Linked DNA regions of Homo sapiens: region 1 is linked to region 2. Evidence: chromatin loops called from intact Hi-C (ENCODE). Cell type or tissue: mammary epithelial cell. All regions are shown on one strand. Each heading gives the region's core, and the rest is flanking DNA. Links, peaks and the distances in the headings are about the cores only.

What was found. Peaks named below come from ENCODE experiments on the same cell type or tissue, not always from the same donor. Only the 100,000 strongest peaks of a DNase experiment are listed, where the experiment ranks them.
Region 1: it touches region 2 in a loop (2.3-fold over the local background); 9 of 110 quality-filtered maps call a loop at or near these places.

The regions. Positions count from the first base shown.
Region 1 is chr10:93,021,473-93,036,960 of GRCh38, forward strand. All of the region lies in intron 20 of EXOC6 (exocyst complex component 6), which reads left to right. Among named protein-coding and RNA genes, the nearest start is that of CYP26C1, 32 kb to the right of the region's middle. In mammary epithelial cell, for the core only: no CTCF peak of the experiment used is centred there; a DNase peak (open chromatin) is centred at 7,619; H3K27ac peaks cover 389 bases.
Region 2 is chr10:92,955,575-92,970,306 of GRCh38, forward strand. It overlaps EXOC6 (exocyst complex component 6), which reads left to right. Exons shown (of 22, transcript NM_019053.6): 17 at 6-140. Among named protein-coding and RNA genes, the nearest start is that of CYP26C1, 98 kb to the right of the region's middle. In mammary epithelial cell, for the core only: a CTCF peak has its summit at 9,834 (motif pointing right); no DNase peak of the experiment used is centred there; H3K27ac peaks cover 872 bases.

The sequences.
Region 1 (15,488 bases), core at 3,418-11,417, 63 kb after region 2:
TTCCAAGGGTGAGGGAGTTTTCGCTTTATCCCTACAACTCTCAACTTCATTCCGGTTTACCAGAAGAGATTCTTTCTGTTGACAGTAGATCCATTTCCTTTAGAAGGAGTTCCCTCTGTTGCAGTGCTATTTCCCTGAACAAGGTGATGTACTATTGAAAACAGGATTCTTTAGCAAGTTGAAAACAGGATTGATTGTATATTCATTTCCCAGTTAGTTTAAGGTCACTTAGTGGGGTAAGTTTCCTACTGGTGTAAGTTGCAAGGACGTAAACATATTCTCCAATCCAAAGGACAGCTTTAAGAGGAGATGATTTGAGAATAATTCTCATTGTATATGAATAATCTGTTTATAGAAAGTTTGAAATTTCTCATGTGATATTTTCTCAGTTGTATATGAATTTTTATGGTGGTAATTCGTTTATGTGATGTTAACTAGTTTATAATCTCATTGTAGGATTGTGAGTAGGACCACATAGTTTATGAAACTGTTCATAAGGATTCTGTTCTTTGATTTTTCCGGATAGATAGATGGTTGGTTTAATGGAGATTAAAACACTGACCCCACGTACTTCCTTCCTTCAAAGAGAATCATCATTTGACAGCATAGAAGGCCTCTTTACAAGTATATAGCTCACTAGGGAATCGTTACTAAGACATACTTATAAATATTAATAAACATCTCAAGTCATTTTTGTTGAATTTACTTTTCAAGTATGTGCACTTAGAGGGCATTAAGTCCTGGTTGACTTTTCCTCATCAATGTAATCTAAGAGACTTCTAAGTTAATTTTAAAAATCTATTATGAAACATGTAGAATTGTGAAATCTATGATGATGTGTGTAGAATTGTTAGAATACAAGATTTATGTAGAAATAACTAAATATAAAACAATTTTTGAGAATGTAGTAAATATGCAGTGGAAGGGATCAGTGGATAGAAAATTTTGGGTGAGTTATTTTATTACATTTTAATTTTTCTAGTTTTAAAAGGGGCTTAAAATACTTTTTTCTGATTATTATTGTCAAAATGTAATCATACTCTTCTTGGACTTCTGTATTCCAAAATAAGAATATGCAACTAATTCCTTAGCTGCTAGATCACTGTGGCATGGCTTGAATTTTATTATTTTAGCAGCTTGGACTTAATAAATTGAAAAAGATAGATATTTTTCACCTATATTTGTTTTTTTGCTTATATTTGTTTTTAAAATTAGTTTACAAATAGTTAAGTGGTGAAATGCCAAGTATGGGGAATTGGCAAAAAATAAAAATAAAACTGGTCTTGAAAAGTGAAGTCTCACATGAGGTGATAAAAGTTTTTTTTTTAATCAGATGTTAGTGATTATTTAAATAAGGATGCTTTAAAGTTTCAATAGGGCTTTTATGTTCCTTACTTCATAAAGCTATTTCATAGCATATTGCTTTAACACTTTTATATGAAGTAGTATACCACCAAATATAAAGGGGTTGCTAACACCTTTATTTACATTTCAGTTGGGGTTCTTCACTTTTCCTTCTTTTTTTTTTTTTTTTCAGTCTGTGATCCATTTCTGTCTTAATAGGGTGGTTGACAGTTCTTTTCAAGCATACTTAGAAAGGCAAAAGAGCCCTTTTCATAGTACTTATAAGGGGTCATGCTTCTGTTTTTTTTTAGTTTGAATTTGATACTGCTTCATGAGTTGCTATGAAAGATTAGGAAGTAGGTCCAGTGGTCAGATTTTACCTGCCCACCCGGACTTTGCCCTGAGGTCAAACTCCTGATATTTGCTGTTCTGAATAGAGGAGTTGATGACAAGTATGAGCTGATACAAGAGGAAAGTTAGAACCATATCAAAGCTGAAGGCAAGAGAATTGGGACTCTATGAGAGACTAGCTAAAAGATAGATCATCGGGATTGCCCTCTTCTAAGGAAAAGGAAATAGCTGACCTGTGATTGAAAAGACTTTATCATCCTGCCAATCACATACTTGCTAATGGAAGCCAGTTATCTCAACAACATCTTAAGTCCTACTGCTCTAGTAGACAATGTGGAGGATTAGCGGTACTGGTGCCACATTATGTGAATATGCTGCCTCCATCAATTTAAATGTGCTTTGTGAATATGATTTGTTCGTGTAAATTTTTTTTACAAGTAAAGCCTATCATCCTGTTACCCCCTATTCTGAAATTAAGTTGCTAAATGATGGACTTGATATACTTATTTGTGTCTGTTTTCATTTACAAAGACCATATGTTTTGTTAAATATAATATTTCAAGTGGATTTCAGATGCATATGTGAAATTCTTTTGGCAATATATGAAAACTTAAAAAAATTTAAACTATATTAAGATTCTTTGTATAATATGCAGTATTCAGTGATAATTTTTTATAACTTATTTTTTTAATAACTCATTCTTAATACATAGAGATATTTCACTAAATATCACTGGGAAATGAGGTGTCACATATAACTGAATTTTCCAGGTGACCAAAGATTATTTTTTAATCGCCAAAGCTTTTTAAATATAGCCATTTTGATGGAAAACTTTAAAGAAGGTGTCTCTCACTTTCATAGCTTCTAACGGCATATAATTTCCACAGTAGATTGAGCATCCATTGCTTCACTAATACTATACTAAATCCTCTTTAACTGATCCTGTTGCATTTTGTGAGAAGTTACTTACACTGGCAAGATATCATTATTTCATTTGATCGTATCTTGATAATCTTTTAGAAAATATGGAGAAGTTTAGGTAGGTCAAATGATAAAGCAGTAAGGTGGGTTTCAAGCTAATGAAACAATCCTTTGCCCAAAGAATGCTGGCTGATGTATTGTTACCACCCTAGAGCTTCATTTCCCAAAGGGTCTTTCCAGGAACACTGATTTCTCAAGATGAGAAAAGGTTTCCAAGTCAGGTAAGTTTGGGAAGCACTTTATATTTTAACCCCTCTTAGAGACCATTTTTATTAGAATTTTATTTTATTTTAATTTTTTGGAGACACGGTTTCACTCTGTTGCCCAGGCTGCAGTACAGTGGCACAGTCTTGGCTCACTGCAACCTCTGCCTCCGGGGTTCGAGCGATTTTCCTACCTCAGCCTCCCGAGTAGCTGGGATTACAGGTGCACACCACCACACCTGGCCTGGCTAAGACAGTGTTCCACCATGTTGGCCAGGCTGGTTGCGAACTCCTGACCTCAGGTGATCCACCCAGCTAGGCCTCCCAAAGTCCTGGGATTACAGGTGTAAGCCACCGTGCCTGGCCTTTTATTAGAATTTTAAAGATAGGAATTCTGCAGTAACCCAGCATTCCCAAACTCATTACAGGGCACCTCCCTCACTTATTTTAGGGTTTATTACATGAAACATCCTTTGGCAAATGCTTTAAGGAAGATGCTGGCAGTGCCCTCTAAATGTCTTTCTTTGACAGTTTGGGATCAACAGTTTTCTTTTCTCTTTTTTTCCTGGAAAGCCCGACCGCAGGGATCAACATATTTTTAAAATAATAATTTGAGTTAAGACATAGAAAAAATACAAATTGTATGTGTAGATTATATGAAGCCAGGAGAGTTACCCAAGATGACAGGAGACAGAATCAAAGTATTCTGAGTAGGCTTGAGTGATGAGCTGAAGCCAACAAAGTTAAATTTAGTAAGAAAAATATTAAGTCTATGTTTAACTTTTTTAAAAATAATTTTTTTTAAATTTCAGGTTTTAGGAAATCTGACTTACAATGCGAAAAAGATCTGGTAGTTTTAGTTAACCTCCATGAACAAATTGTGTGATGGTAATTCCTAGACTGCATTCATGAAATTGTGGTATTTGGATTAGACCACTGTGCTTTGGGGCTGTTAAGACTATGCCTGTGTATTGCATGATGACATAGACACTCACAAATTGGAGAGCACCTAAAAAGAGAGTTACAAGGCTAGTGAGGGATGAGATACCTTGTCATATGAGAAGCCATTTTTAAATTTTGGGACATTTAATTTAAAGCTTAGAAGTGTAGCTTTGCAGAGGAATATAAAATAGGTTTTTATTGGCCTAGATATATGAGTCAAGTGTACTATTTTCTTCTTCCAAATATAATCCTATGCCACAATAATAATTTACTTAACCCATTCAGGATTAGGTCTTGTTTTCAAGTATTTAATTTATTTCAAGTATTTTAATTTTGGGCAAACTAGAGAAAAGAGGAGTGGTCATTCCTTTGAATGATATGTAGAGAATTTGAAAGGGAATTTTAAATGTGCAAAATATATGTGGATCTCATAGCACTTTCAAATAAATGTTTTATTAAAGTACATTATGCATTCGGGCAAATCATATGTATACTGCTGCTGATTTTTCACCAGGTGACTACATCTATAGAACACATAGATCAAGAAAGAGAACTTGACCAGTACCTCAAAAGAGAGCCCCCACCCCACACTGTGCCTCTTTCTAGTCATTCTTCTCCTCCCTTTCAAGGATAACCACTATCATGACTTTTAACACCAAAGATAAAAGTAGCCTAAGTTTTAACTTTGTATACACCAAATCATGCAGGATAACTTTTGGTTCTGCTTTCTTTTGCTCATTGTCTTTGAAATTTATCCATGTTGTTACGTATAGCTGTGGTTCATTCACTCCCTTCGTTGTGTAGTTTACCCTTGTACAAATATACCATAATTTATGTATATGTTCTGCTCTTGGTAGACATATGAAGTGATTCCAGTTTTGCTGTTACAGTAGTACTAACATGATCATTCTTTTACATGTCTTTTGGTAAACATATGCACACATTTCCGTTTGAGTGTTTACCTAGGAGTGGAATTGCTGAGTCAGGGAGTGTATACACATGATCAGTTTTAATAGATACTGTGAAGCATTTGTGCTAGTTTATACTTCAGCCATCAGTGTAGAGAAGTTCTAGCTGTTCTGCATCCCTGTTATCACCTGGTATTGTCTGTCTCTTCTTTTTTAGCCATTCCAGTGGCTGTGTGGTAGTTTTACACTGTGGTTTTAATATACAGGCATACCTTGCTTTACTGTGCTTTGCTTTGTTGCAATTCACAGATAATGTGATTTTTACAAATCTAAGGTTTGTGATACTGCTGCATCCTGGAAGTCTTTCAGTACCGTTTTTCTAACAGCATATGGTCACTTAGTATCCTTGGTCACATTTTGTAATTCTCACAGTATTTCAAACTTTTTCATTATTACTATGTCTGTTTTTGATCTGTGATCAGTGGTCTTTGATGTTACCATTGTAATTGTTTTGGGGTGCATGAACCACACCCATATAAGATGATGAACTTAATCAATAAACCTGTGTGTTCTGACTGCTCTACCAACCAGCTGTTCCCGTCTCTTCCTCTCCTGGAGCCTCCCTATTCCCTAAGAGGTAACAATATTGAAATTAGGCTAATTAATAATCCTACAGTGGCCTCTAAGTGTTCAAGTGAATGGAAGAGCCACATGTCTCTCACAAAAGCTAGAAATGATTAACTTAATGAGGAAGGCATGTCGAAAGCTGATAGACCAAAAGCAAGGCCTCTTGCACCAAACAGCCAAGGTGTGAATACAAAGAAATAATTATTGAAGGAAATTAAAAGTGCTACTCCAGTGAACACAAGATTGATATGAGAGCAAAATAGCCTCATTGCTGATATGGAGAAAGTCCGAGTGTTCTGGATAAAAATGAAACCAGCCACAGCATTCCCTTGAGCCAAAGTATAATCCAGAGCAAGGAGGGCCTAACTCTGTTCAATTCTATGAAGGCTGAGAGAAGTGAGGAAGCTGCAGATGAAAAGTTTGAAGGTAGCTGAGGTTGGTTCATGAGGTTTAAGGAAAGAAGCCATCTCCATAACATAAACGTGCAAGATGAAGCAGCAAGTGCTAATGGAGAGGCTACAGCAAGTAATTTATCCAGAAGATCTAACTAAGATAATTGATGAAGTGGCTACACTAAGCAAGAGATTTTCAGTGTAGATCAAACAACCTTCTATTGGAAAAAGGTATCAACTATGACTTTCATAACTAGAGAAGAGAAGGCAATACTTGGTTTTAAAGTTTCAAAGGACATTCAGACTGTCTTGTTAGGGACTAATGCATCTGGTGACTTTAAGTTGAAGCCAGTATTCAATGACCATTCCAAAAACCCAAGGGCCCTTAAGAATTGTTACATCTGCCTGTGCTCTATAAATGGAACAACAAAGCCTGGGTGACAGCACATCTATTTATAGCATGGTTTGTTGAATATTTTAAGTGCACTGTTGAGACCTCCTGCTCAGAAGAAAAGAATCCTTTCAAAATATTACTGCTTATTAACAATGGACTTCATCACTCAAGAACTCTGATGGATATGTACAAGGAAATAAATGTTTTCATGCCTGCTAACACAGCATTCATTCTGCAGCCCATGGATCAAGGAATGATTTCAACTTTCAAGTCTTATTATTTAAAAATACATTTTGAAAGGCTACAGCTACCATAGAATAGTTCCTCTGATGGGTCTGGGCAAAGTCAACTGAGAGCCTTCTGGAAAGGATTCTCCATTCTAAATGCCATTAAAGACATTTGTGATTGGTCGTGGCTCACCCCTGTAATCCCGACACTTTGGGAGGCCGAGGTGGGAGGACTGCTTGAGGCTGGGAGTTTGAGACCAACCTGGACAACATAAGGAGACGCTGTCATATGTTATTTTTTTTAAAACTAGCCAAGCATGGTGGTGCTTGCCTGTAATCCCAGCTACTCTGGAGGCTAGGTGGGAGGATCGCCTGAGCCCTGGAGGTCGAGACTTCAGTGAGCCATGATCGTGCCACTCCACTCCAGCCTGGGCAACAGAGCAAGACCCTGTTTCAAAAAAAAGAAAAAAGTTTCCATTCCTCATGGATGATTTTGAGGGGTTCAAGACTTCAGTGGAGGAACTAACTGCAGAAGCCGTGGAAATAGCAAGGAAACTAGAACTGGAGCCTGAAAATGTGATTGAGTTGCTAAAATCTCATGATAAAATTTGAATGGATGAGGTATTACTTCTAACGGATAAGCAGGGAAAGTGTTTTTTTGAGATGGAATCTACCCCTGGTGAAGAGGCTGTTCACAAGGAAATTAGAATATGCTGGATGCGGTGGCTCAGGCCTGTAATCCCAGCACTTTGGGAGGCCGAGGCAGGTGGATCACCTGAGGTCGGGAGATCAGGACCAGCCTGACCAACATGGAGAAACCCTGTCTCTACTAAAAATACAGAATTAGTTGGACGTGGTGGCATATGCCTGTAATCCTAGCTACTTGGGAGACTGAGGCAGGAGAATCGCTTGAACCTGGGAGGCGGAGGTTGCGGTGAGCTGAGATCGTGCCATTGCACTCCAGCCTGGGCAACAAGAGTGAAACTCCATCTCAAAAAAAAAAAAAAAAAAAAGAATTTAGAATATTACATAAACTTAGTTGATAAAGAAGTGGCAGAATTTGAAAGGATTGACTCCAATTTTGAAAGATGTTCTACTCTGGGTAAAATGCTGCCAAACAGTATCCATGCTTCAGAGATACCTTTTGTGAAAGGAAGAGTCAATTGATGCAGTAAATTTCATTGTTGTCTTTTTTTAAGATATTGGCATAGCCACCTCAGCCTTCAGCAATCACCACCCGAATGAGTCAGCAGCCATCCACACTGAGGCAAGAGTCTCCACCAGCAAAAACATTGCTACTGGCTGAAGGCTCAAATGATCATTAGCATTTTTTTTGTAGTAAAGTACATTTAATTAGGGTGTGTACGTTGTTTTTTCAGACATGCTATTGCACACTTAATAGACTATAGTGTAAACATAACTTTCATTTACACTGGGTAACCTAAAAATTTGTGTCACTCACTTTATTGTGATAATCATTTTATTGAGGTTGTCTGGAACCAGACATATAGTATCTCCGAAGTATGCCTGTTTATTTCTTGATGACTTATAAAATTGAATTTTTTTCATCCATGTATTTGCCATTTGAATGTTCTCTTTTGTGAATAACCTGCCGAGATTTGAGGCCATTTTTCTCTATTGGGTTGTCTATGTCTGACTGATATATAGAATTTCTTTGTATATTCTGAATGGGAGTTCTTTATCAGGTCTATGTATTGTTGTAAATGTCTTCTACTCTGTTGCTTGTCTGTTCACTCTTAATAGTGTCTTTTGATGAGGAGAAGTTCATAATAGTAATGAAATCCAGTTTATTATTTTTTATGATTCTTTTAATGTCCTGTTTAAGAAATCTTTGCCCTACCCCTGAAATCACAAAGATATTTTCCTTTGTTTTCTTCTGTAATTTTATTGTTTTACCACTCATATTTAAGTTTATAATCCATCCAAAGTTGATTTTTATGCATAGTTTGGGATGTAAAGTTCCAGATTCATTTTGTTCTGTATGGTTATTCAATTGACCTAGCATCATTTATTGAAAATAAATGGATCTCATAGTGTTTTTCTTTTTTCTTTTTTTTTTTTTTGAGATGGAGTTTCGCTCTTGTTGCCCAGGCTGGAGCGCAATGGCGCGATCTCGGCTCACTGCAACCTCTGCCTCCCAGGTTCAAGTGATTCTCCTGCCTCAGCCCCCTGAGTAGCTGGGATTACAGGCATGTGCCACCACGCCCGGCTAATTTTGTATTATTAGGAGAGACAGGGTTCCTCCATGTTGGTCAGGCTGGTTTCGAACTCCCAACCACAGGTGATCTGCCTGCCTCGACCTCCCAAAGTGCTGAGATTACAGGCCTGAGCCACCGCGACTAGCCTAGTTTTTTCTGTTTAGTAGAGACGGGGTTTTGCCATGTTGCCCAGGCTAGTCGCAGACTCCTGAGCTCAAGCAGTCTGCCCACCTGAGCTCAGGCAATCTGCCTGCCTCGACCTCCCAAAGTGCTAGGATTATAGGCGTGAGCCACTGCGCCCAGCCAAAAAAATGGTAAATTTTCAAAAATAATTTGAACTTCTAAAAAAAGCATTCAGATAATTTTATGAAGTTTGATAATTACTAGAGAATTAATGCTGCTTAGATGCAGTAAACCAGTCAGTCATACAGAATAACTTGTTTTTAAGAAGCATGAACAGTAACACAGGATTCCTTGTGAAGAATGAGAAGATTTAATTGAGAAATTAAAATACCAGCTCATGTAGAGTTCAAATCCTAACAGTTGTTGGATTCCTTAGTGACTCATCAAGGCTGTTGTTATTGAGCCACAGTCTGCAAGTATGCAGAGAAAGTATGCAGTCTCCAAGTATGGAGAAAAATAAAGAATATGTTTTTACTTTTTTCTCTTACTAATATACTTCATAAATTATAAATGAGATGGGAACAATTTGAAGGGTAGATGTTTTAGTAAAATGATCAAGATAGGTTCTGTGTTTTTCTGTTTGTTGTAGAGTGTCTCATAGTATTATTAACAAAAAAGAAATACAGTTAAAGTGACATTTTTCAAGATACACCTCCCCTTAAGGCAAACAATCTAATTTTTGCCAAAATAAGAACCTTAAAGCCAAACTTCCAGGAAGAAAACAGTATTACTATTTAGTGTACTAAAAATAGGATGAAAAAATGCTGTAAGTCCTTTAGAACTTACAGATATTTTTGGCCCAGATGGTTTACTTTTCACGTTAATTTAGCTGTGAGCACCTACAGATGCAGAAAGAGAAGGAGGTAGAGGAACAAAAGCTACTTTGTTCAGTTGATCTCTTTACCTGACACCAAGCCCTCCCTGCCAGGTAAGAGGGGAAATTTACACCTAGATATGTTCTTTTTCCTGTCATCACTTCTTTGATGCAACATCATTTTTTAAAGAATACTTTAAAAAAAAAGTCATTTTGTTACCCTGCACATGAATCTTTTTATTAATTGAAACCAGGGAAGATTCTCTGCCTCCAGGAGTTCAGGAATTATTTCTGAAGGTAAAGCCCATTCTTTTTCATTTTTTAGTTGGTTTTTAACTTATCAACTCTTACAGCTTGACTTGTTCTTATCTGTGTTCTGATCTAATATGTTCTCATTTAATTAGACAAGAGTGTAGTCCATGCGTTTTCTTTCTTTTCTTTTTTCTTTCTTTCTTTTTTTTTTTTTTTTTTTTGAGCAGAGTCTTCGCTCTGTCACCCAGGCTGGAGTGCAGTGGCGCAATCTCAGCTCACTGCAACCTCCGCCTCCCAGGTTCAAGCGATTTTCCTGCCTCAGCCTCCCGAGCAGCTGGGATTACAGGCACATGCTACCGCACCCAGCTAATTTTTGTATTTTTAGTACAGAGGGGGTGTCACCATGTTGGTCAGGCTGGTCTTGAACTGCTGACCTCAGGTGATCTGCCCGCCTCTGCCTACCAAAGTGCTGGGATTATAGGCATGAGCCACCGTGCCCGCCCCCATGCCATTTTTAAAAGAGGCACCCCATAATACTACCCCTCACTTCATAGATTTGTTTTCTAATAAGACAAATGCACATATCATGAAGATATATGCCATTTCTTTCACGATAAATTGTTAAGTCTGGGCTTCTCAATATAATACACTGCAAGAGGACTAAGCAACCATTAGCCATAGGCATTACACATTTGACCACTCTTATGTTCTACCACTTTATAGGGAAATCTGTTATGAATAATTTGTAGTTTTCTATTGATTTTTTCCCCCCTTAGCCTTCGTCTCCACAGACAGGAATTTGTTGTAACATAGATTGCAGACTGGGTGTGGTGGCTCATGCCTGTAATTCCAGCAGTTTGGGAGGCTGAGGCAAAAAATCAGCCAGGTATTGTGGTGCACACCTGTAGTCCCAGCTAGTCAGGAGGCTGAGTCAGGAGGATTGCTTGAGCCTGGGAGTCAAGGCTGCAGTGAGCTATGATTGCACCACTGCACTCCATCCTGGGCAACAGAGCGAGGGTCACAAAAACAACAGCAAACAACAACGTAGATTGCATTGCACAAAGGTCATTACATGCCTTTACGTCAGGGGTTCCAACTTGAGAACCATGGGTTGGTTTTAGGAGGTTCAAGCAGAATTTTGTATGTGCATTTTTCTGAGAAGAAAGTCTAATGTTTTCATCTCAAAGGCAGCATATGTGACCTAAAAATAGATAGCTACACACCACTACTCCAGCAAAACTGAAAGCTGTCCAGATTAAGCCAGATCACCAAGAGCTGCCGTATTTTCAGATGTTTCTTCATTTACTCGACAAATGTTTGAGCACCTGCTTTGGGCACTGTTTTAAGTGCAGAAGACAGTGGTGAACAAGATAGGCAGGATCCCTCCTCTCACAGTCCCCCTTTGTTGGAGGGAGATCCACAACAAAGAGTGCTAATTTAAATAGTTTTAGATGGAATTTCAAATAGCTTTTAGATGGTATGAGAAAAATAAAACAGGTTAATGTGATAGTGACTGGAGGTGAGGTGGGCCACTTCAGATTTGGTGATCAGGGAAACCCTCTTTAAGGCGGTGGCATTTGAGCACATAACTGAGTGAAATTGGGAAATATAGGGAAATAGCATTCCTGGCAGAGGGAAGAGCAAGAGCAAAGTCCTAAGGTGCTGTTAGGAAAGAGAAAGGGTAATAGTATGGCTATAATGTAGTGTGCAAGAGGAAGAGGGGCAAATGAAATTAGGAGGATTATCAGAGCCAAATCATGTAAGGCCTTGAGGGTTTTGTTAAGGAGTTTGGATCATAGGTATGATGGGAAATCATTCAAGGGTTTCAAGCAGGTTAGTGTCATACTCTGATTTGTATTTTGAGAGTTTATTCTGGCTGTTTTAAGGAGAATAGATTTAAAAGGGACAAAATTAGAATCAGGAAGAGCAATTAGATGATTGTTTTGGTAGTCTAGACTACAGATGATAGAATTGCTGTAGTAACTACTGATGATTGGGTTCACTGTATTTCATAGTAGGTCATAGTAGCTCCCAGCAGACTCAGAGATTTCTGCTTTCAGTATTACAGATAGTTGAATTTACCCTGAGCAACTGGTTTGTTTTTATTTCAAGAGAACTGTGAGTTGTACAATTAATGGTAGTTTATTCTGTATTTTGGAGACAGAAAAACTCAGGAATATAGCATAGCATCACATGTATTTTGTGTACTAACCTCCTCATCTTTCCTACTCTCATTTTCTCGTGGCCCTGGCTTTTCTCAGTTAACTAAGTTAAATTTGTCTTGCATATGTTTTTGTAAATTGCCTTAAAACCCGTTTGGAACAATGCAATATGTAAATAAATTAAGCGTTTGTTAGTGGACTCCTAAAACTGTTCGCAGTAAAAAGCATTAGGTGTGGGTAGATTTTGATTTATTTGCTTGTTTATTTGTCATTTATTTCTTCAATAAAAATGATTGAGTGCCAGGCACTGGGGAAAAAGAAGTGAGTGGTAGAAATTAAATAAGAGCCAGACTATTGGAGAGATAAGTTAGTTGGCAGTAATGAGATAAAGTTGAAGACAAAGACTATTGGATTCTGAAAGACAGCTAAAGGATAAAAAGTTAGGAGTGTAAAAAGAAAGCCACCAAAGTATCTGAATGACTTGTTGACAAGAACACTATTGTGTAGGAAATCAGAGACAGGATGGAGTCCTGCACTTCTTAATAACTACTGCATGACTTTGGAAACTGTTTCCTGAACTATTTCAACTATATATATTAACAATGGTTTAATGAAATCTGTGAGGGAAAATGTTGTAGAGTTTACTTCTGGGAGAGAGCTTTTACCTGGCATGCTTAATCTTGATTGCTAAAGTTAGGAATTATGTGAAGCTTGCAGTAAAGAGGTTATCAGTTGATTGAGTCAGCAGCTACCATCTATTGGTTTTTAACACTTCAACAGGGCAGTGGCATCGCTATGCCAGGTTCATATCATAGGTGAACTATTAAAAGCTGACAGTTTCTTCCACCAGTCTTGCTTGAAAAGGGAAGTACCCTGGGCACCCACCTCCTTGTTCTTAGCCCCTCACCCATTTTCTTTTATCCTTTTATACATGGCCTGATAATCTCTCTCTACCATACCCCCAAATGATTATAAGGTTTAGGAAAGAAGTTCCCATGTACATCACCATAGAAAGATAGGAAAACCCTGATAAACATACACTTGTATTTGACTCAAAATGAACAACTTTGAGTTCTGTCTAAAGGGACATGAACAAGCTTTGAATCTTATGAAGGAATTGTTTGGCCAGAATTCTTGCCATAGAGACTGGACGTCTGCCAGGACTTTACTTTGAAATTTCTGTCTTCTGTTTCTAATCTTAAGGCATCACAACATACAATTCTTTTGCCACTGGTCCAGTTTATTCTTTTATGATGAGGAAGAAGGCACTTTTAAATAACAATTATTTCCACTATAATTAAACAAATCTTCTTTTGTTTGCATTATTTTGTTACTATATTGTATACACACCCTGCCTGCTTAAACTTGCCCCTGTGACTACTTCACAGGAACTTTCTTTAGAAGTTTTAAAGTCGTTGACTTCTTAAAGTATTAATGGGATTTGCCAAAGTTGTAGTATCTGAATGCTTGACTAGATATAGTAGCAGGACAACAAGCTTGTTCACACAGCTCCTCCAGCAAGCATTTTTTCCTCAGACAATCCTAAATTCATTTGAAGTGCCAAAGAATTAAAGGAAGATACATTTGGGTTTACTTCTGAATATAACAAGACCAGACATCTCACAAAGTTTACCTTAAGGTCCAGATATTAGAAAAGTATGCTGCCCTTTTGGGAAAGCTTAGATTTTAAAGGATTAGTCTGAACCTAAATGACTTTTGCGTTTTTCTTCTTTTTGCTCCAGTGTCATAATTCCGGAAGTTTATAGTTTATGTGCTTAAATATGTAGGTGATAGGTGCTTATGCCTTCAGCTATCGATATGAACTTTGAACTCAAATTTTTATGATTATTTTAAGAGTAAACGTTAGAGCTGTTTTGTAGTTTGGAAAATTACCCTGTAAAATGATTTTTCAAAAACCAAAAACAAACACTGTGATAATTACAAAAATTGTTTATGCTCACTGTTTTTAAAAATTTCTTAAAAGTACTATAATTGCACACTCACAAAAAGTTACAAATATAGTTTAGAGAGGTCCCTTGTACACTTCCCCCAGTGCTAACGTTTTACATAGCTATAGTATTTGTCGAAACCAGGAAATTGGGGCCTGTCGTGGTGGCTCACGCCTGTAATCCCAACACTTAGGGAGGTTGAGGTGAGCGGATCACTTGAGGCCAGGAGCTCTAGACCAGCTTGGCCAACATGGCAAAACCCCGTCTCTACTAAAAATACAAAAATTAGACGAGTGCATTGGCATATGCTTGTAATCCCCACTAGTTGGGAGGTTGAGACATGAGAATTGCTTGAACCTGGCCTGCGGAGGTTGCAGTGAGCCAAGATCTTGCCACTGCACTCCAGCCTGGATGACAGATCAAGACTCTGTCTCCAGAAAAACAGAAACGAAAACACAGGAAGTAGATATTGTATGTTCACTGTTAAACTAAAATCAAACCTAAAAAGAAAGCTCTCAGGCCGGGCACGGTGGCTCACACCTGTAATCCCAGCACTTTGGGAGGCCGAGGCGGGCAGATCACCGAAGGTCGGGAGTTCAAGACCAGCCTGACCAACATGGAGAAACCCCATCTCTACTAAAAATACAAAACATTAGGCATGATGGCGCATGCCTGTAATGTCAGCTACTTGGGAGGCAGAGGCAGGAGAATCACTTGAGCCTGGGAGGTGGAGGTTGCAGTGAGCCGAGATCACACCATTGCACTCCAGCCTGGGCAACAAGAGTGAAACTCCATCTCAAAAAAAAAAAAGAAAAAAAAGAGAAAGCTCTTATTTTCCCCTCCTCTTCAGTCTTTCACAGTCATTATTTCCCTCCAGACCTTTGTAGTGTACATTCGAACATGTATACATGCAGATACTTACATGCACACATGTAGTTATTTCCTTTTTGGGGGAGGTATGTTATAATTCACATTTTTCATGCAACATATGCTTTCATATTGGTAAATATGGATGTTTCATTCTTTTTAATTTCTTTGTACTGTCTATAGTGTACATATACCATAATTTATTAAACAAGTCCTCATTTGTTGGACATTATGGATTCTTTAGTTTTGTCTATCTATTAATGAAGCTGCCATTAATATATTTATACATATATATCGAGCACTTGTGTAAGTATTTCTGTAGGCCTTTAGAAGTGGAATTACTGGGTACTGCTGAAAAAGCTCTCCAAAAAAGTATATAAATCAGAATTATTTTTAAAAGAGATACGTAACTTGGCAATATGACAATAAATAAAGCTAACAGATTTATGGAAAAAATTAAGTCATTTAAGTTTGCAGTTGGGCAAATACAGAATATTTCTTATTTACAATATAAGCATTATTGTAATATGATACATTTTAAGGTAAATTTTCAGTGAGTTACACAAGGATTAAATCTTTGTTTCCACAGACTGTGCATAATGTAAAAAGAGACAGTCCCAGATTTACCTGTTTTCAATTATCAATATTCCTGCTCTTTTTTTCACTGAAAGGG
Region 2 (14,732 bases), core at 6,733-14,732:
TCTAGCTGGTACAAATCATCATAAACACAACACACCTGGAGCAAGCTTGTAAATATCTTGAGGACTTTATAACTAACATTACAAATATTTCCCAAGAAACTGTTCATACTACAAGACTTTATGGACTTTCTACTTTCAAGGTATGTAAAAATTTGACCAAAAGTTTTCATTTCAGTCACTGTAAGCAGACGTTAAGAAATTAAAGACCGTTCTTATATATGCAAGATCTACTATATTCCTAAAAATTAAGAATAGAGGTATTCATTGTCAACAATGAGCAAGTAAATGTCAGTTTCTTTTTGGCACTGTAAACATCTTATTAACATGGAGAAAAGTATACTTATTTTCTACAGTGTATTATGCTTTGTTCATGTTTTGATGATTTATAGTAGTGCTGACTAGGTCTAACTGAATTAATATTTCACAGTTTAAAAATTAATTCTATATGAGTGTTTATTTTTGAAAATTTAAAATGTAAGACAAATTAAAAAAGGATAGATTTGTTTTCCATCCTTGATTGGTTCTGATCTGAAGAAAAATAAATATTATTACATGTCATTGAAGTCCTACCTCTTTTGCGGGTGGAAAGATTTCTGTTTGAATAATATACAGAATATACTGAGGATTAATTAATGGTTGTTTTAGGTAGAATGTAAGATTAAACAATTTCATAAGGTATTTTATTATTTGGAGTCATAGATGAGACACTGGCTTAGTCTAGTGTGTATAAATCCCCTTGAATTGAATATTTTATTAAACTAATGATAAACCATGTACTGATCACTTATCTGTAAAATGGGCTTGCTAATTTAACCTTACAGCTCTTTCTAAAAGTTTCCTATTAAAAAGAATTCTCTTTAACTACTTTTGTTATATTATCAATCACCCCCAAGATTTTATTGTAGTAACTTGCATTGTAAAAAATGAATGTACTTGTGTTTTAAAATAACTAATTTAGTGTTAACATTTAACCATATGTTGCAAGTGTGAAGTCCACAAACAACCCTGGGATCCTAGAATTACCTGCTTGGCCCCCAAATATTATGCTCCTCTGGTGACTCTTGATCTCATGTAGTCATTTCAATACATAAGACACAAATGCAGAATGATATCTGAATCAGCAGACTTATAAAATTAGCTATTAAAACTTAGAAGCCTAAAAAAGCAGGCATTCATTTATTCAGATAATATAGTACAGTGATTAAATTCATATACTCTGAAGTTAGATTGCTCTGTGACCTTGGGCAAGTTCTTTAATGTAAATGATTCCAGGTTTCTTTATCTATAAAATTAGAGTAACAGTACAGTACCTACCTCATATGATTATTATGAGGAGTAAGGAAGATACTTAGCCCAGAGCCATTCACTGTATGTAAGTCAGGCTCTGAGCACTCTGTTTAGACTCTGAGAATACAAAAATGTATCCCTGCCCTCAAGAAGCTCAGAGGAGGAAAAAAATAATAAAAGACACTTAACAATATGGTATAATAAGTATGATAATATAGGAGGAGATGCCACAAGTTTTTAGTTACTTATTTATCCAAGGACAAATTGATTGTTAGCTTTTATGTTAGATTTTACATAATGCCTCTACTTTCTCTTTATTGTTCTCTCTGTCCTTACATCCATCTGTTACTGATACCCTGTCAAGAAGGGATTTCTCAGGCTTAGAGTTGCAGGCATATTTAACTGTTAACATTACTTTTAATATGCTTACCCAGTACCCTCTGATTAAAACATGAATTGCCTTAGCATCTTGTGTTTCTAGGGATCTTCAAGTAATTATTCTTATCGGTCATAAGCCAGAGAACCAAAGATACTGGAACACAATGTTCTTAGATTAGGGGATCTTGGAACTGCTTTTCTCAAAATCTGCCTGTTGGGAAAGAATGTTTAGAAATGTTAGCTCTGGTTCATCATTCCAGAGTTGAAGCCATAACTATCATTGCATACTCCTTGGTGTATTTCCTTGGAAATCAAGTTCTGCTCTGTAAATAGCAAAGCATCTTTGTTTTTTGTTGTTTATTTGTTTGTTCTGTTTTCACACAGAACTCAGTAAATGCTTTTCTGTTTTCTAATATGTGAGCAAGAGCTGTTTTCATCTTAAGATTTGAAGGTCAAGTATTTTTCAGTTCTGTCTTTTGGTCTATTTCAAGAGGAATTTGTCTCTAAATGTGATAAGGGGAAGCATTTCAACAGGGAGGATTGTTAAATCAATATTAAAGTGAATTACTGAGGGACACTGGGGAATTTCCATTCATAGTGAATAGTCTGTTACCTCTTTCACAAAAACGATTGAAGTACAGTCTTGGCTGTAGACATTTGATTGGATTATATAGCCTCTTAGCCTGATTTTTTTTCAGTTCAGTGACCCTAGAAAACATCTTTCTATTTGATTGCTTAATGATTCTGGAAACAAGTACTTGATACCTATACCTCCATTTGCTTCCCTTTCAAAAACTGCATATGCACACACAAGCTACCTGATCTTGTGTCATAAGTATTTATGTTATGAAATAGCATATAGACTGTTTTGTTAGCTTGTTTGCTAACTCTGTAAGTGATATAAAAGAGGTTCAATAAGTAGTTCCTACCCTCAAGCAGTACCTCAGCTTTTTGAAAGTAACTCAGACCCAATTAGAGAACTACTTAAAGCTAATATAAGTCTTCTCCTAACTGGAAAAATTTGCATCAGTATAGAAGAAAAAAAATGGAAATACCATTCCCTTTCTAACTTGTGTGGTAGAGAAATAGTCCAGTTCTTTCTCTTTGGCATCAGGGATCTTTAACTTGGCTCCAAGGAGCTTTTCCAGCCTGCTACTCTGAAGAGTTGTCTTTTGAGTCCTGGCAGTAATTGCAACTGTAAATGCCTAGAAGAAATGCACTTCTGATTCTTTTTCTAACTTGCCTTTTTTTTGTTTTTGTCTGCTAATGACTATGTAGCAAAGCCTTTTAGGATTGTGGCTGAAGTGACAGTAGTAAATTGTCTTTAAGGGCTTGAAATTCTCTTCTTATGGAGCAAGGACATGGTACATGTCAGTTCTTCCCAACTTGATCTACAGATTTAATGTATTCCCCATTAATATCCAAGCAAGTTTTTCTATGGATGTTGACAAAGTGATCTTTAACTTTATATGGAGACAGAAGACCCAGAAGAACCAACAGAGTATTGAAGAAGAACAAAGTTGGAGGACTGATACTACCCATCTTCAAGACTTACTATAAAGCTGTAGTAATGAGGCTGGGTGCAGTGGCTCATGCCTGTAATCCCAGCACTTTGGGAGGGCGAGGTGGGCGGATCATGAGGTCAGGAGATCAAGACCATCCTGGCCAACATGGTGAAACCCTGTCTCTACTAAAAATACAAAAATTAACTGGGTGTGGTGGTGCGCACATGTAATCCCAGCTACTCGGGAGGCTGAGGCAGGAGAATCGCTTGAACCCGGGAGGTAGAGGTTGCAGTGAGCCGAGATCATACCACTGCACTCCAGCCTGGCGGTAGAGTGAAACTCCGTCTCAAAAACAAAACAAAACAAAGCTGTAGTAATGAATAAGATGTGGTATTGGACAAACAACAGACAAATAGATTAATGGAACAGATTAAAGACCCCAGAAATAGACCCACATAAATATAGTCAACTGAATTTTGACAAAGGAGCAAAGGTAATAAAATGTAGCAAAGATAGTTTTTCAACAAATAGTGCTGAATCAACTGGACATCCACATGTAAAAAAATGAATCTAGACCAGACCTTACACCCTTCACAAAAACTGACTCAAAATGTTTCACAGATCTGTATGTAAAATGCAAAATGATAAAACCCCTAGAAGATAACATAGGAGAAAATCTAGATGACCTTGGGTGGGGCAATGACTTTTTAATTGGTCTTGATTGTTCCCCAAAGGAAAAATCCATGATAGAAATAATTGATAAACTGAACTTCATTAAAATTTTAGACTTCTGTTCTATGAAAGACCCTGTCAACAGAATGAGAAGACAAGCCACAGAACTGGGAGAAAATATTTGAAAAAGACTTATCTGATAAAGGACTCTTGTCTGAAATTGCAAAGAACTCCTAAAACTCAATGAGAAGAAAATGAACAATTGATTTTAAAATGGGCCAAAGACCTTAACATATACCTCAGCAAAGAAGATACAGAGATACCAGATAAGCATATGAAAAGATGTTCCATATATATGTCATAAGGGAAATGCAAATTAAAACAACAGTGAGATACCACTACACACCTATTAGAGTGGCCAAAATTCAGAACAATGACAACACCAAACGCTGACAGGGATGTGGAGCAACAGAAGCTCTTACTCATTGCTGGTGGGAATGCAAAATGCTACAGCCTCCTTGGAAGACCATTTGGCAGCTTCTTAGAAAGTGAAACGCAGTCTTACCATATGATGCAGCAATTGTGCTTCTTGGTATTTATCCCAAGGAGTTGAAAACTTAGGTTCACCCAAAAACTTGCACATGGATGTTTATAGCAGCTTTATTCATAATTGCCCAAACTTGGAAGCAACCAAGATGTCCTTCAGTAGGTGAATGTATAAATAAACCCTGGTATATCTGGACAATGGAATATTATTAAGTACTAAAAAGAAATGAGCTATCTAGCCATTGATATAGAGGAAACTTAAATGCATATTATTAAGTGAAAGGAGCCAGTCTGAAAAGTCTACATATTGTATGATTGCAACTATGTGACATTCTGGAAAAGAGAAAGCTATGGAGGCAATAAAAAAATTAATGGTAGCCAGGAGTGAGGGAGTGGTGGAGGGATAACTAAGTGAAGCACAGAGGATGTTTAGGGCAGTGAGACTATTGCTCTAAAAGTATGTAATTGTGTATACATGCATCAAAACCCATAGAATGTAAAACACTGTGAGTGAATCTGGTGTACACTGTGGACTTTGGAATTTGTGGGGTATGTAGTAAATCTCTGTACTTTCTGTTCAGTTTTGCTGTTAACCTAAAACTACTCTAAAAAATAGTCTATTTAAATTGCAAAAAAAAAAAAAAAAGGCGAACACACTTGTAACTATGAGGTCAAGAAATAAAGCATTACTAGCACCGTAGAAGCCTTCCTCATTCCTCTCCTTTGTCACTATCTTTTTTCCTCTCAGTACTGACTTTTAACGGCACAGAGTAGTTTTGCCTTTTTCTGGGTTCTATTTAAATGAAATCATACAGAGTGCATCTTTTTGTGTGTCTGACTTCTTTTACTCAGCAGGAGTTGGGGTATTTCATTTGTGTTGTTGTATGTAGCTGTAGTTTATTTATTTTGAATTCAATATGGTATTCCATGATAGAATTTACTACACCTTATTTATTAGTGTGAACTGTATCACTTTTGGCTATTTAGAAACTTTTCTTTTGCTTTCATCCTGGTTATTGACTGGATACGTGACCTTTGACAGATGTTATGGTATGGGTAAAATATAATTTATTTAATTTTTAGTAGTAAAGATAGAAATTCAGGAACTGGCATAAACATTTAGAACTAATGAGGTATTATTGGCAGTTTAAAATTTTTTCATTTTAATTATAATGTTTTGTTGTTTTATCTATGTAAAGCTGATGTATTGCTTTGTGAAGGTACTTGCAAAATTACGCCTTGACTGATTAATTGCATGTCAGCTTCTGATTACTTATATGCTTTTTTATTGATGGAGTGTTCCTTTGTAAAATTCATTTTATTGTGTATGCAATTTGATTGCCATTTTAAAAAGGCAATGTATATGACATTTATTTCTTTTGTCATCCTTTACCACCAACTTCTTTTCTGGTCTTCCCCCATTAGAGAGGACTGTATAAAGCAGTTTTATGCTTACAGCTGATTTAATACATTTGAATGACATAAAATCCTAAAAGGTAAGTTAGAAAACAACCAAAAGCAAAAGCAGATTGGGTAACAAATATATATGGGATAGAATAAGTAATTGTAGGTCCCTTCGTAAATAGAACAGAAAAGTAAATAAGGGACATGCTACTTTGCCAAAAACATAAAAGGTAACAGGAAAAATAAAAACATTTTTTCAGTTCTGTAAACAAAAGAGGAGGATCAACAAAATGTAGAGACCTCAATCCTCATAGATAAGAGTGCTCCGCTTTCTGTTTTTTTTTTTTTAATATCATCAGTAATCAGTTAATTATAGAAAATGCCACTTATAAAGATCATGGAAAGCAGAAATAGAGTAGGGAGATAAATGGTTGAGGACTACTTTAAAAAGCTATTTATATCAGATGATTTGCAAACCTGATGACAAACAACCACTTAAGGAGTGGCAGATGCTACCACAAAGCCACTAGTCATTATTTGTGAACACTTTTGAGGTACAAAAGCCCCTGAAAACTAGAAAGGTAAAAATGTAGCAGCCACTTTTTAAAAAGGAAAAGGAGATAACTTAGGTAATCGGAGAATTAGAGGAGTAGTTAGTTTACAGTGACCTGTGACAATCTCAGATAATCCAAAGACTGGATTTTGAATTATTCCAGATAATTGATTATAGCTCAGAACCCATATTTCCCTCTACAAGTGAGGTAATTAGCAGGTGGCTCTATGAGAGATTTAGGTTATTCTAGGACAGGCTACTTTGATAAAGAACAAGAAATGAAATATTCTGTCTTGTCTAAAGTAAGGCTTTGATTGTGTCCCAAAAGATAGTCCTGTAAACAAAGCAGTAATTCCTTAGATGGTTCTGTCTAAACTGAGTGTCATTTTTCACTTGGGGGTATATGTTAAATGATGTTTATTAAGCAAAAATGTATATATAATGTAATGTAAAAATGTTAAAAATATATATATATATGGTTTTTTTTTGAGACAGGGTCCCACTCTGTCATCCAGGTTAGAGTGCAGTGACTTGATCCTGGCTTACTGCAGCCTCAACTTCCTGGGCTCAAGCAATCCTCCCACCTCAGCCTCCCAAATAGCTAGGACTACAGGCCCATGCTACTACCCTGGCTGATTTAAAAAAAATTGTTTTGTAGAGACAGGGTCTAACTGTATTGCCCAGGCTGGTCTCGAACTCCTGGACTCAAGCAATCCTCTTGCTTCAGCCTCCCAAAGTGCTGGGATTACACGTGTAAGCCGCTGTCAGGCCCTAAAGTGCATTTCTGTGGTACTGTGCTAATTGCTGAGGGGAAGATATGGAATGGTTCTTGACCACTAGGATTCTTTTAATCTAGAAGAGCAGATAACTACAAACAAATAACAACAGTGTGTAATAGTAGATGAATTTGGTCCTGTAGACATGTTTGATTTGGTTTTGTGGTTTTTCTAAATGTTTCGAATTTGCATACCTTTAGATGAGACTTAAACTCTATAATGATCCTGCCTACGGTAAATACCCTGCCTGCCATACTTATTCTTGTTACCTGCCTGGACCCTGAAGGCATTTAAGTATTTGTATCAGTTTGGAGCATGGGTAAGATTTTAATCAGCAGAGATGAGGATAAGGAAGAATTGGTATAAACCCATGCACAGAAGGCAGAAAGCTGAAGTTATATTCAGACATTCAGATAATGACCCAGAAGATGGAATATAAAATCATATTTATTCATCTTATGTTAATAAGGATGCTTATTTTTGGTTTAAAATAATGTTTGGTTTACATGTGTTTTGAATGTATATTCTGGGGAAAAATGTAATTTCTTCTAGAAGCAGTTAGTGTCAGTTTCCTTTACTTAAATTTCGATCTTCAGCTGTATCTGGGCTGTAGCTTTTTACCTAATACTTCACCTTGCATTATCTAACTCTCTAAGAAGTACTTTGTATTTCCCTCTGAAAATTGTTTTTGGTATAATTAACATAACTCTTACAGTAACCTACCTTTGTAATAGAACATTTAGTATACTATTTGTGACCTGCGTACTTTAGAACTATGATATTATTAATCTCTGGCTTATAGTCCATGATGACTGTATTTCTTTTTATAAAGAGCAATTTTTTTTTTTTTTTTTGGATCATGGCTCACTGCAGCCTTGAACTCCTGGGCTCAAGTGATCTTCCCACTTCAGGCTTCCGAGTAGCTGGGATTACAGTTGCGTACCATCTTACCTGGCCGATTTTTTAAAATTTATTTTTTGTAGAGATAGGGTCTCACCATATTACCCCTGTTAGTGTCAAACTCCTGGGCTTAAGTGATCTCCTGCCTCAGCCTCCCAAAGTGTTGGGATTATAGGCGAGAGCCTCTGTACCCAGCAAGATAATCTTTTAGAGAGATTTCTAGAACTTTATGATACTTCAGTTCTTGTAATTCCTACAAGCTTTTCATGGCTTTTAACTTTTGATTTCTTAGTTCATTATGGAGCAGATCTTGAGCTTTGTTTTACCCAGAGTATTGATCAAATGGTAATCTGTGATTTGCATGCGTATAAGGCACAATACATATCCTAAAGCCTAATACTCTTTTTTAAAAAAAAAAAAATCACAGTAATATATAATGAAAAAACCTGATGAAAAGTAACCAGGTGAATTAGTGCTTTTTGCTAATTTAATGAGATGCTTAGCACACAAATCCCTCTTTTATTTTTTGGTTGATTTTTAAGTACTAAATGTAAAGAAAATAATAAAACAAGAATATAAAGAATAAAACAACTTCTTTTGATTGCCACATTAACATCTAAAATAAATAATGGAAATTATATATATATTTTTAAAAAATTATAATTTATTGGCTTCTCTGGCCATTTTATTATACCTTTTCCTTCATTATAACTAAATACTATTAATAAATTATATTGGTTAGTCTTATTTGCTTTTTCCCTTCTGCATTAGTAGTGACATTGGATAATGAGTTGGATGCTATATGCAGTGTAACTAACATTAGAAATGTTTAGGTCAAGATAATGGATTATTGGAATTTTGTTTATTAGAGCAGGAAGAAGTTAACTAGGGAGGACACCTTTATGGTGATAGCTCTAACTTTATCTATTGCCTACATATTTGAAGCCCATAAAAATATACATGTATTTCCCTTGCTTTAAATGAGCAAAATTAAATGTAACTTTTTTCTTAAATATTGAATAAATGTTTCTATTATAAGATAGTTGTATTAATCAGGGTTATTAACAGAAAATTGACAGGAACTGATAGAAAAAGCAACTCAAACTTTCTTAAACAATAAAGGAAAAATTATTGGCCAGTGACACTGAGATGTCCAAAGATAGGGCACTGCTGCTCAGTAGATGTCACCATGGATCCAGAGTCTCTCCATCTTTTAACTCTGCTTTATGCAATTTTGGCCTCATCGTCAGACTACTTATAGTGGCCCAGCAGTTCCCAGCAGCTCTAGGCTGTCTCAGTCTGGTAGCAAAATGACTGCCTGCTCACAGTCCCAAACCTCACATCGTCATGTCCTGTCATCTAAAGGAAGAGAAACTGTCTCCCTCCACCAGCTGCTGTATAATTTTTTTGTAAGAGGATGGGACTGGTAATTGACTTAAACTTAGCAAGACCCAACCTTGGAGCTAGGTATCAGTTCAGTCTTACCCAAATGAGATAGCTGTGAATGGGGGCAGGGTGATTTTCCAAAATGTATTTAGGAATTATTCCAAGAGGGGGAATGGACAATAGACAGTAAATCGTATATGTTTACTAAAATCTTTAGCTATTACTACTTAGCTTTTATTCAAAACACACATGTTTATGCTCCAGGAGGTCTAGGTGGAATTTGTGCATGTATATGTTTTAAAAAGTTCCTCAGGTGGGTTCTGTTGCACACCTATGGTTGGGAACCACAGATAGTATATTTAATTCTTACACATTGAAATTTTTTTTAAAAGTTCTCAAATTATGCTAGATACATTTCTGCCTCCAGAGGGCACTATTTCCTTAACAAACAAAGGAAGAATTACTTTGTTTATAAACTGAATCCTTACATTTTATTTAAGAGTTAGCTGATATGCTGACTAGAATGTCAAGAGTTGATAATGCTCTTGACCTCCTGGTAAGGTCATAAGATTGAGAATATTCTGGGTTCAACTGTAGAACTCCCGAAGAAGTTCTAACTAATTTCCTTAGCAATTACTAAATCGTTAGTAATCATTAGTAATCATCTCTTAGGAATGTCTTACCAAATAATTTAGTGTATTCCTATGTATAACTACAGGAAAAGTTACATTGAAAGCCTTTTCTATCTTTTCTTTCTATCCTTGCTCCCATTTCTTTAAAAAGAAAATATAGTGAGCCAGTTCATGCAGCTATAAAGATCAGACACATATGTTTTCTAATGATTATATTTGTCTGGATTATAAAATAAGCAGAATTCTTAGTCCTTAGAAAAGTCCTTTCAACTGTTGACTTTAATCATATTCCTGCTCGGGAGTGCTGTCTGAAATTTTTCTTTGACACAGTACAGCCCGTGATTCCCTGACATAGATTTATTTGCTTCCTATTATAGCCCGTGGAAAGCATTAATAAACCTTAAAAAATATTAGGTACCCTTCCCCGAAAGTTTTTTAACATCTTGAGAAAAGGTTATTTTAACTTAGATATTTTATGGGAAAAGTGGAACCTGCTTGTGGTGTCACCTCAGAAAAACAGACTTATCAACAAAGTTCTAGTGACAATAACAAAAAGCAATAAATAAATTTTTATGTTTTCCCTTTTATTTTTGCTTAGTTCCTTTTAGAAAGTGGTGTTTTCTGAACCACTTTTTCCCTAAACGTGGTCTAGAAAGCATGTAATTATAATTATTATTATTATTATTATTATTATTATACTTTTAGGGTACATGTGCACAATGTGCAGGTTAGTTACATATGTATACATGTGCCATGCTGGTGTGCTGCACCCATTAACTCGTCATTTAGCATTAGGTATATCTCCTAATGCTATCCCTCCCCCCTCCCCCCACCCCACATCAGTCCCCAGAGTGTGATGTTCCCCTTCCTGTGTCCATGTGTTCTCATTGTTCAATTCCCATCTATGAGTGAGAATATGCAGTGTTTGGTTTTTTGGTCCTTGCGATAGTTTACTGAGAATGATGATTTCCACTTTCATCCATGTCCCTACAAAGGACATGAACTCATCATTTTTTATGGCTGCATAGTATTCCATGATGTATATGTGCCACATTTTCTTAATCCAGTCTATCATTGTTGGACATTTGGGTTGGTTCCAAGTCTTTGCTATTGTGAATAGTGCCGCAGTAAACATACGTGTGCATGTGTCTTTATAGCAGCATGATTTATAGTCCTTTGGGTATATACCCAGTAATGGGATGGCTGGGTCAAATGGTATTTCTAGTTCTAGATCCCTGCGGAATCGCCACACTGACTTCCACAATGGTTGAACTAGTTTACAGTCCCACCAACAGTGTAAAAGTGTTCCTGTTTCTCCACATCCTCTCCAGCACCTGTTGTTTCCTGACTTTTTAATGATTGCCATTCTAACTGGTGTGAGATGGTATCTCATTGTGGTTTTGATTTGCATTTCTCTGATGGCCAGTGATGATGAGCATTTTTTCATGTGTCTTTTGGCTGCATAAATGTCTTCTTTTGAGAAGTGTCTGGTCATATCCTTCGCCCACTTTTTGATGGGGTTGTTTGTTTTTTTCTTGTAAATTTGTTTGAGTTCATTGTAGATTCTGGATATTAGCCCTTTGTCAGATGAGTAGGTTGCAAAAATTTTCTCCCATTTGTAGGTTGCCTGTTCACTCTGAAGGTAGTTTCTTTTGCTGTGCAGAAGCTTTTTAGTGTGATGGTGTGAATGGTTTTGTCATCATTTAAAATTTTCTTCTTTCAGATAAAAATAGTGTTTTTTCCCTCGTGACTTAAAAATTTCTAGATATTTGGTCTCTACCACCCCCTCAACTTTTGGTTAATATTTCAATTGTCCCATATTGCTTTTTTAAATCTAGGAAAATGTGAACTAACATCTTTATTTTATTTTAATAAAATTCTATAAACTAAAAAAGAGAATTAAAGCTGGATTTAAATTTGGTTTTAATAAAATACCCAGTTTTATATCAATCTAAAGTTAACCAAGTACTTTAGCTCTGTAAGTTTGGAGGAGGGGAGCTTCTTGAATCTGGCTTTTAAAAGCTTGTTATGCATCTTCTCTTCCTGCCTATATTAGAGGCATCCCAAAAAAGCAAAAGAAATCATAAATAGTGGTCTGAGTGCAGATAGGAAATGCAGCGAAAGATAGGAGCAATCAGACTCTCAATTTTCTTTGCCTGGCGATAGAAGGGAAGCAGGTTGAGTATTTATGAGATGATTGTACATAGTTCTGAGGTTTAGGGTTCTCTTATCCAGCTGCCTTCTGGAATTACTGCCTCTCTTCAGTTGTGTAGTGAACTATATTCATCTGCTTAGATTCAGTAAATGTAGTGAGACATGAATGAGGGAACTGATTATGAACACTGGGGCAAAATGCAAAATGGTAAATACATATTTTTATATTGCTTTGAGAAAATTGACTTACAAATGATGTCATTAAGGTGTGTTATCTTTAGTTCTGTAGGTCATAAGCATTTACCATCTTAGGTACCTGCCCCTAATGTTAATGAAGTTAAAGAGAAATAGGTGTTACTGCCATGAATTATACATGTTAAATATGACACCCCTTTCCACTGGTTAGTGTTTCACCTTTTTTTTTTTTTTTTTTTAAAGGCAAGGTCTTGCTCTGTCACCCAGGCTGCAGTGCAGTGGTGCAATCGTAGCTTACTGCAGCCTCAAACTCCTGAGCTCAAGCGATCCTCCCACCTCAGCCTCCTGAGTAGCTAGGACTATAGGCACAAGCCACCATGACCAGCTAAACTTTTTATTTTTTGGTAGAGACAGAGTCTCACTATGTTGCCCAGGCAGTTATTTAACTCCTGGCCTCAAGTGATCCTCCTGCCTCAGCCTCCCAAACTGCTGGGATTATAGGCATAAACCACTGTGCCTGCCATGTTTTACATAAAAAAAATTCTGTTAATGTTTAATACCCATTTTTTTCTCCCTTACGTAAAAATAACTACACTAAGTTAAGCCAACTTGGGCAATTTGGAAGGCTTGGAATTGTGATATATTAATAGTCTCCATACAGTTCTTTTAGTAAGACATTTATTGAGCATTACTAGGTAAAAAAACATAAGTAAGTATAAGAAAACTAATTTGTTTTAGCCCCTTCTGGGTGCCAATTACTGTTAGGTACTTTGTTTTAATTATAGAAGCTTGTATAATGCTCAAAACAGCCCTGTGAGATGGGGATGATTCTCATTTCATAAATAAGAAATTAAGTTAATTTGCTTAAGATGTAAAGATAAGTGAAATAGTGGGAATCAGACACCTTCCCATTTTCCCAAAACCGTTTTGTTTTTTTCTATTAAGTAAGTGGAAGTATTAACCCATATTCTTTATGAGTCATTTCTTCGTTACTCATTATTAGCAGGAATGGATTTTTTAAATGGCTACAAATTCCTTGACACTTCTCTCATTGAGAAGTGGGGACCTGTATCCCCTTCTCTTGATCTGGGCAGACTTGTGACAGCTTTGACCAAGAGAGTACAGTAAAAATCATTTGAGACTTTAGACTTCTGAGGCTAGGACATAAAAGGCAATGTGTTATTGCCTTTATTCCAAGCATGGAGCACACATGCTTGGAGCCCTGTGCTGCCATGTAAGAAGCCCAGTTACTCTTTAGCCACTTTAGTGCTTTGAGGAAACACTAAAGTGCTTGGCTTTGAGGCAGCCAAGCAACATGGAAAGGCTACCCATCCCCGGTGCCAGACATATGAGTGAGGAAGCCTCCAGATGATTCTAATCCCCAGCTATTGAGTCTTATTGCCAGCCTTCAAGTCTTTTCCAGCTGAGGTCACAGATGCTGTAGTACAAAGTCATCTCCACTGTTTCCTGACCCATAGAACCTGTGAGTATAACAAAATATTTGTTATTTTAAGCCACTAACTCAAAAATAGTAACTGGAACAGCCACCACATAAATACTTCTTCTAGATTCCTATTTTTCCATATCACCATGTAGCTTTTCCTCCATGAAACCCTATTTCTAACCAACATGATCTCTTCTTATTTGGTATACCTTTACTATACATGTAGTTAGTATTAATTTGTGCATGTTTATTCATTTTGGGATTATTGTATTTTCTTTCTTTTATTTTTATTTATTTATTTTTTTGAGATGGAGTTTCACTCTGTTGCCCAGGCTGGAGTGCAGTGGCGCGATCTCAGCTCACTGCAACCTCTGCCTTCCGGGTTCAAGCAATTCTCATGCCTCAGCCTCCTGAGTAGCTGGGATTATAGGCGTACACCACCACGCCCGGCTAATTTTTGTATTTTTGGTAGAGACAGGGTTTCACCATGTTGGCCAGGCTGGTCTCGAACTTCTGACGTCAGGTGATCCACCCACCTTGGCCTCCCAAAGAGCTGGGATTACAGATGTGAGCCACCGCACCTGGTCGACTATTGTATTTTCTATCCTTATCTAGATTTTCTGTCCTCAACTAGATTATAAACTTTTTTCAAGACAGGGGTGATTTCCTTTTTTCATTTAACAAGTGCTCATCTACTGCTTACTATGTGCCAAGCACTGTTCTCGGTGCTAGGGATATATCAGTGAATGAAAACAGACACACACTTCCTGCCTTCATTCCATATCTCTGGGTTCCCCATCTTGGATTCAGCCTATCATAGATCAAAAATATTTGGAAGAAAAAATGCGTGGTGCATCTGTACTGAACATGTACAGACTTCTTTTTCTTGTCATTATACCC